2 separate regions of the Homo sapiens genome follow, and region 2 is linked to region 1. A link is a contact called in ENCODE Hi-C or POLR2A ChIA-PET data. All regions are on one chromosome and are shown on one strand. Each heading gives the region's core, a stretch centred on a gene start or an enhancer-like site at or near the end of the contact. The rest is flanking DNA. Distances are from core to core; before and after follow the strand shown. Region 1 overlaps KPNA1 (karyopherin subunit alpha 1). Region 2 overlaps MIX23 (mitochondrial matrix import factor 23).

The links. A loop is a pair of places that touch in the nucleus more often than their neighbours do. ChIA-PET counts read pairs that join two places held with the same protein, here RNA polymerase II (POLR2A). Pooled maps may share reads with other maps.
Region 2: a loop to region 1 is called in a pooled map, with 16 times the contacts of the local background. The contact joins two enhancer-like sites. A Hi-C loop is called at or near these places in 8 of 50 pooled maps. POLR2A ChIA-PET finds 5 or more read pairs at or near these places in 2 of 52 experiments (GM12878 and activated CD4-positive, alpha-beta T cell).

Annotation. Positions count from the first base shown.
Region 1 is chr3:122,480,892-122,485,058 of GRCh38, forward strand. The region is part of intron 2 of KPNA1 (karyopherin subunit alpha 1); the gene reads right to left. Among named protein-coding and RNA genes, the nearest start is that of KPNA1, 32 kb to the right of the region's middle. RefSeq lists enhancers at 588-637, 2,281-2,340. Within about 2 kb of position 2,345, at least 7 of the 41 ENCODE cell types and tissues checked have a DNase peak (open chromatin) inside an H3K27ac peak, as active enhancers do.
Region 2 is chr3:122,362,719-122,366,885 of GRCh38, forward strand. It overlaps MIX23 (mitochondrial matrix import factor 23), which reads right to left. Exons shown (of 5, transcript NM_001017928.4): 4 at 250-309. Among named protein-coding and RNA genes, the nearest start is that of MIX23, 18 kb to the right of the region's middle. RefSeq lists an enhancer at 2,926-3,070 and a cis regulatory region at 2,991-3,004. Within about 2 kb of position 2,918, at least 7 of the 41 ENCODE cell types and tissues checked have a DNase peak (open chromatin) inside an H3K27ac peak, as active enhancers do.

The DNA of each region.
Region 1 (4,167 bases), core at 1,095-3,594:
GGTGGAAGGATCACTTGACCCTGGGAGCTCAAAGCTGCAGTGAACCATAATGGCACCACTGCACTCCAGCCTAGGCAATAGAGGGAGACCCTGCCTCAAAAAAGATAACAAGTGTTCCAAGAAGGTGGAGAAACTGAAGCCTTCAAACATTGCTAATAAAAATGTAAAATGGTACAGCTTTTGTAGAAAACAGGTTGGCAGTTCCACAAAATATTAAATGTAGATTTACCACATAACCCAGCAATTCCACTCTCAGTATACTGTACTAAGTGCCGTACTTAGCATACCGTATAGTACATACATAGAAATAAAAACATACATCCACACAAAAACTTGTATGTGTTCACAGAAGCATTATTCACAATAGTAAAAAAGTTAATCCAAATGTCCAACAACTGAGTCAATAAACAAAAAGTGGTATATCTGCACAATGGAATATTTAGTGAGAAAAGGGAATGAAGTACCAATACATGTTACAACATGGATCAATCTTTAACACACTCTACTAAGTTAAAGAAACCAATCACAAAAGACCACATATACTGTATGATTCCACTTATATGAAATGTCCAGAATAGGCAAATCTATAGAGACAGAAAGTAGATAAGGGTTGAGGGGTCCTAAGCGGGGAGCAGAGGGAATGGAGAGTGACTGCTAATGGGCATAAGGGGTTTTTTAGCGGGTGACTAAAATGTTCTAAAATTGGTTGTGGTGAAGTACTGGAACTCTATGAATATACTAAAAACCACTGAATTACACACTTCAAGTGGGTGAATTGTACAGCGTGTGAATTATATCTCAATGAAACTGTTTTAAAGCCAATGCTAGCTAACAGAAAGCTGGAGTGACTGTATTGTAATGTCAGACAAGTTGGTTCAAGATAAATAATATATCAGAAAGTAGGTAATTTCATAATGATCAAGGAGTCAATTCATCAAGAAGATGTAAGAACTCTAAACATTTATATATCTATTCAACTAGGAACAGAAGAGAACTTCCTTAACGTCATATGACATTTTGGGCTCAATGAAATTTTTTTTTAAGGTTTTAAAGAAACTCTCCTAAAAAAGTTTTTCTTTAGCATACTGTATAAGAACATACATAGAAATAAAAACTTTTTAAAAAGAGAGAGAACTTCCTTAATCTCATAAAATACACACATGCATCACTTAACAAGAGTCTGAGAAATACATCACACGACTTCATCATCATGTGAACATCACAGATTGTAGTTACACAAACCTAGATGGAATAGCTACTACACGCCTAGGCGATATGATATGCCCTATTGCTCCTAGGCTACAAACTTGTACAGCACGTTACTGTACTGAACACTGGAGGCGATTTTAACCCAAAGGTAAAAATTTGCATATCAAAACATAGAAAAGGTACAGTAAAAATATGGTAATTATAATCTTATGGGACCACATCATATATGTGCTCCATAGCTGATGGAAACATAGTTATATAGTACATGACTATATATGAAAAACCTGTCATTAACATCACAGGTAATGAAAGACCCACTACTTTTCATCTAAGGTCAGAAATAAAACAGATAGGTCTGTTTTTATTATTTTCATTCAACACTGCACCATTAAGTTCTAGTCAGTACAACCAAACAAGTTAAAGAAATAAAAGTCATCCAGATAAGAATGGAAAATAAGGAAACTTTTATCTGTAGATGACATGATTGCCTATGTAAAAAACCCAATGGAATCTATAACAAAGGGACTAGAACTAACAAGTGAGTTCAGCAAGCTTTAGGAGATCAATATACAAAATTAAATTGCATTTCTACATATTAACAATGAACAACTGAAATCTAAAAAATAACAATTACAACAGCATCAATAAAAATGAAATACTTAGGGAAAAATCTGACAAAAGATAAAAATCTGTAAGACCTATACACCAAAAACTACAAATTGCTAAGAGAATGTAAAGATGACCTAACCCCCGCAGCAGGTCTCAGTAGCTGGTAGAGACTGGGGAGGACGGGATGGGACGGGATGGGACGGGACAGGACAGCAATAGCTAGGCAGCCTAGCTTCACCAAGGCTCTCGCGCCTCTCCACCACCAAAATATCAAAGAGGAAGGAAGGTCAGCTCAGCTGAAGGGATAGTGAAGGAAGAGCCCAGGTGGAGACCCAGCACAGTTCTCAGCTAACTCTGCTCCTACAAAAGTGGACAGGAAACCAAAAAAGGCAGCAGGAAAGGATACATCTTCAGACAAAACAAAAGTGAAAAGGAAAGCAGAGAAAATACATCGCAGTGGCAAACCAAGAAACTAAAGATTTACCTACCTACAGAAAACAGAGAAACTAAACTGAGAAAGCCAGAGGAAAAAAAAGCCAAGTGTGATTAATATCACATACCTTGTCTTATGAGTCATTCCTGTTTCCCTTCTTGTACTATCCACAGGAATTTTCTGGTTTTTTCATTGTTGTTGTTTTGTTTTGTTTTTTTTAAATTGGAGTTTCACTCTTGTTGCCGAGGCTGGAGTACAACGGTATGGTCTAGGCTCACTACAACCTCCACCTCCCAGGTTCAAGCAATCCTTCTGCTTCAGCCTCACAAGTAGCTGGGATTACAGGCGCCCACTACCACACCTGGCTAATTTTTGTATTTTTAGTAGAAACGGGGCTTCAACATATTGGCCAGGCTGGTCTTGAACTCCTGACCTCAGCTGATCCACCCGCCTCAGCCTCCCAAAGTGCTGGGATTACAGGTGTGAGCCACCGTGCCCAGCCTAGAGGAATATTTTCATAAACTATTTTGTAAATATAAGTTTTCTAGTAGCTCTAGAAACATTTTTAAAAGGAGGGAATCCCACCTCATCCCATTTTTTAAGTGTAAATGCTTTTCTTAAGAGGTGAAATCATTTGCTGGTTGTTTATTTTTTGGTACAACCAGAAAATAGTGTGGGATACTGAATTATGGGAGGCTCTGACATTCCATAGATGAGGGATTAGTTTTTATATCCTACAATACAAAGTATACAAAATGGCAATATGGAATCACAGTCCTGCATTTAATGTCTTGAATATTTTAAATTACTTCTATTCCTATGTTATTTTTTAGCAGAATTGTTTCCTAAAGAAAACCACTCCTTGATCATGGCTCTCCCTATCAGAATTGTGCATACTCTGTAAAATCTTCAGTCATGGTAGTGCTGTTTTCCTAATAACTTTGTTAATGTACTGCAAAAGATTGAAAATTTGAATATGTAGTATATATGCTATTAAACTGTGAATTGGTGGGATGTATGCAGTAACTTAACATTTTAAGATACTGGTACTGGACAGCCTCTTAAAAATTTGCCTCCAGATTTTAAGCTGGAAACTCACTGGAATAACTGTTTAAAAAAGAATTACAATACACAGCTTTTTAGATTTTTAGTACATAAGAACTGTGTACAAACTGAAATGTCTGTATACTAATCCTCAACACAACCAATAAAATCTCAATTATAAAAAATAAACATGACCGGGCACAGTGGCTCACGCCTGTAATTCCAGCACTTTGGGAGGCCGAGGCAGGCAGATCACCTAAGACCAGCCTGGCCAATATGGTGAAACCTCATCTCTACTAAAAATTCAAAAATTAGCTGGCATGGTGGTGGGCGCCTATAATCCCAGCTGCTTGAGAGGCTGAAGCAGAATTGTTTGAGCAAGGGAAGCAGAAGTTGCAGTGAGCTGAGATCACACCACTGCACTCCAGCCTGGGAGACAGAGTGAGACTCCGTCTCAAAAAAAAATAATAATAAAAAAAATAAATAAAATAAAGGAAAGCAAAGGAAAGGAAGAAAGAAAGATGACATAAATAAATGAAGATACTGTGCTCATGGGTCAGAGGACTCAAGATTGTTAACAGTATCAATTCTCCAAACTGATTTATAGATTCAACATAATCCCAATCAAATTCCCAGCAGGCTTTCATGTACAAACTGAATAGCTGATTCTAAAGTTCATATAAATGTGAAGGACCTACAATAACCAAAACAACGTTTTACTTTTTTTAAGGGATGAGATCTCGCTTTGACGCCCAGGCTGGAGTGCAGGGGCACAATCATACCTCATTGCTGCCTCGAATTTCTGGGCTCAAGCAATCCTTCTACCTCGGCCTCTTGAGTATCTGGGACTATAGGTGCATGCTAATTAGTTT
Region 2 (4,167 bases), core at 1,668-4,167, 120 kb before region 1:
TGTGAGCCACCTCGCCTGGCCCTGTAAAGCTAATCGTTATAAAATGGCTCTAATTAGATGCTAACTGCATCCTGCTCTCCCTACCCTCCCCCCAACCCCAAAAGGTTACAATCCTCAATTGTAAATGTAAACGAGTGATCTCTACTTTCCTTACAGCCTCAAGGCACTCTTTACTCCCCCTCCCTTGGTTTCCCTTTGCTAGTTCAGTTTCCCTCCTACTTCTTTCCAAACACCAACATTATTTTATACCTTCCAGCTCCTGTCATTTACCACTTCTTCAACATTCAGTTCTGACTGCATCCATTTCAACTGCAAGAAAAAAAAAAATTGAAGTTATAAAATTTAAAGAGCAAGAAAAAAAACTGAAGTTATAAAATTTAAAGAGCTAAAACCACACTCATGTTTACCCAACAAAACCTGCTACTGCTCTAGTATTTTTGTCTGTTAATGGCAGAGTTTGGAAGCTTCTTTGACACAATCAGCTTTCCCCATATCTAATCAATTGCTAATCTCAAACTTTGCTGCATATCCTAATCACCTTGAGAGCTTTAAAAAAAAAATATCCCAAGGCCAGTCAGTTCACAGAAGACATACAAAAGGCCAGTAAACATAACAAAATGCCAATCTTACTCCAGTATAAAGAAATGCAAATTAAGCCATAACATGGCAGAATGAATAAGTTTGATAAAACCTAACATTAGTGAAGGTACGTGAAAAGATATACTCATATATTCTTAGTAAGAGTATAAATTGTTACAAAATCTATGGAGGGCAATTTGGCAAGAATCATAGGAAATGTACATTCTCATGTCCTTGAACCCAGGGATTCCAGTTCTAGAGATTGATCATACAACTACAGACTTGCAAAGATAGCACAGAGGAAAAAAAGGACAAGGAAGTGCAAACCTGACCTGAATAGAGAATTAAGAAAAAAAACCCTCAGGGAGGAAAGAGAATATACATGGAAGTGATCTAGAAAGGCATGCGTTTCCTCACACCTTAACCATACAGTCAGAGGTCTCAGGCTAAAAATGCCAAGTCTTTCTAGCTTTCTTTATAACTGCCAACCTAATTACTCCAACAGAAAAGTAGCCAATTCCATTGCCAGGCCCTGAGAGCAGGACTCACCATACTCCCAGTAGCATTTTGTTAGAGGACTTGAAGGGGAAAAAGCTGGCTAGTTCCAGGCAGAAGGCTTGAAAATATTCAGGAAAATGAGGAGAAAAAAGCATGAACTATAGGTTGATGCCAACTAAGAGGTTAACACCAGGACGATTTCCTCAGGCCAAAGTGAAGAACCCAGGCCAGATTTGGGAACAAAATGTCAGAAAGCTCAACAAGATCTGGGCAAGCATGAATCTGACACCTAGGCCAAAGACCCTGGCCAACCAGGAGCGCAGTTCAGGCAGGAGGTTTGAGAAATTTGTGGCAACAACGATAAGAATGGAACTTCGGACAGATCCAATGGCTCCTTGCAAACTCCCTTCTTAGATTCAGAACTGGCGTCAAAGCGTAGGCCTGTACATATGGCTAGAACTGTGGAACAAGGAGAAGGACTCATTCTGACAATTAGTCCTGTGCTGTGCAGTAGTAACAAGCCTGAAGAAGCCCACCAATGCAACCTAAGTTCCCATTTTAATCAGCCATACAGACCAAAATCATTAAAGCTCCACTTCTCTGACAAAGCCTGGACTGACTGCCAAAGAAATAATTTCAGTTGAAGAACAGTGTGAAAGTCACTAAGATAGTCTTCAAAACTGCTCTCAAATATTTAAAGGGATACTATGTAGAAAAGGGTTCAGAATTATCCTGGGTAACTCCAGAGAGAAGATTAAGAAGCAGTACTTATATATCATGGGAGCAGAATTTCACAATATGAAAATCTTCGAACATTAGAACTGTCCAAAAGAGAATACCCTGACACTGAGACAGGGAATCCTCCCCTGTCACAACACCCTGCCCTTAAGCAGTAGTGAAACAAAAGCTAGAAACCACTGGTTGGTGATATGACAAAGAAGATTAATGCAACAAATATGGAGTCCCAGAGACTCATAAAGGAAAGAAACTGCTACTTTGTAGCAGCCAATATGCTAGCTCTTACTTACATCCTTGAATCCTCCCCGCACATGCCCCCCAGAAATAAGAAGTTATTAGGTATCAACTCCATTTTACAGATTCAAAATCAGACTTTTCAGAACAATTAATACACAAGGTTACAAAGCCACCAAGGTAGGTGGGATTTATTTCCTCAGAGCTGTCTGCCTTTGGATTATTTTTTAAAATTCTACAACATTGCAGATATTACAGCCAATTTCTAATACAATTTTATCAGTGCTACCAACAAACTGTCACCTTTGAGACAGTTGTCTTTGAGACTGTAGGTCTTCAACAGGTAAACTTAAGGCCACTAACATGTGACAGCAGTTATAGAGGTCCAGCAACGAAGGTGCTTTTTTTGAGTTAAATATTCAGGTAAACTAGTGGGGATTTTTTGACTGGCATCTGTCTATAAATGAAATATACTCACTAAAGTATCTGACTATTAGTCACAACTTAAAGAAACTGACTGAATGCAGGGTCAGAAGAGATGGGTTAAAGTCCCAGTTCTACCACTTACTAGCTTGTGGCTTTGGGGGTGTCAGTTAGTATCTCAAGTATCTCTGAGTCTTTTTCCTCAGATAGAAAATGAAGAGGTAGAGCTGTACCATCTCCAAGAGCTCTCTCTGATTCCATAATCTTCATAGCAAACTTGAAAATTGAAAAAAAAAATTCACATTTCCTTATTTGCTTATGTACTACCCCATGGTTACCCCCAACCCTATATGTTATCAAGCTAGAAAGCAAACCTCATGCAACTCACTGATTGGTTTCTAAACCCTCCTTGCAGTGGTCATCCTGGTGATTCTATCTGGGCCCTAAAGACACAAGGGCAGATCTCAAGGCTGAGCAAATTGTGTGTCACAATCATTCCCAAACACTCAGTAGAGTTTTGAACTTTGCTCTCCACTAATGAGTCACTCTGTTGTTTGACTTGATCTGCAAACAGTGACTTTTCAGTTTCCAATTTAACAGCCTTTGCCCTGCAGTTTCCTTTGTCAACACCTTCAAGGGCGTTGAAATACAAACTCCAAAATTACTAGACTTTCACCAGTTTTATATAAATTATCTATATGCCGGCTGGACACGGTGGCTCATGCCTGTAATCCCAGCACTTTGGGAAGCTGAGACGGGCAGATCACAAGGTCAGGAGTTCGAGACCAGTCTGGCCAACATGGTGAAACCCTGTCTCTACTAAAAATACAAAAAAAAATTAGCTGGACGTGGTGGCAGGCACCTGTAACCCCAGCTACTAGGGAGGCTGAGGCAGGAGAATCTCTTGAACCTGGGAGGCGGAAGTTTCAGTGAGCCAAGATTGCACCACTGCACTCCAGCCCAGGCGATAGTGCGAGACTCCATCTCAAAAATAAATAAATAAATAAATAAATAAATAAATAAATAAATAAATAATCTATATGCCTTCATGAACAGCAAGGGGAGTAAGATCAACATCACTGCATAAGGTCACTGTCCAAGGGATCCACCAGTGCCTGTGGCATGAGCAGGTATGGAATACAGACCTGACGCAGTAGTCATGAACAAAGAGAGCAGCAAAGACAGTGGCTGAGTCCTGGATCCAGTGAGACATCCAGAATTGGCGGAATGATCGAAAAAGTGCAGCAGCCTGGCCTACTCACCTTGTGTGCAGCCAGCTACAAGGAAAGAGGTTTCTTTTCTTTTCTACTAATAGTTTTCAATAGATGACGAGGTCCCCTTTTCAAAGTTCAGCTACATCTACTAAACAAAGGGCAAACTTCATGACTGTGCAGTATGAAAAGCATGACTCAATCCCACAAGGATCCGTAAGTCACCTATTATGCCATCTTAAAATACAAACATGAAGTCAGGTGTGATGGCTCACACCTATAATCCTAGCACTTTGGGAGGCTGAGGAAGGTGGATCACTTTGAGCTCAGGAGTTTGAGATAAACCCGTGTAACATGGTGAGACTCCATCTCTACCCAAAATACAAAAAATAAGCTGGGTGTGGTGGTTCGCGCCCGTAGTCCCAGCTACTGGGGAGGCTGAGGCAGGATTGCTTGAGCCCCAGAACCAGAGGTTGCAGTAAGC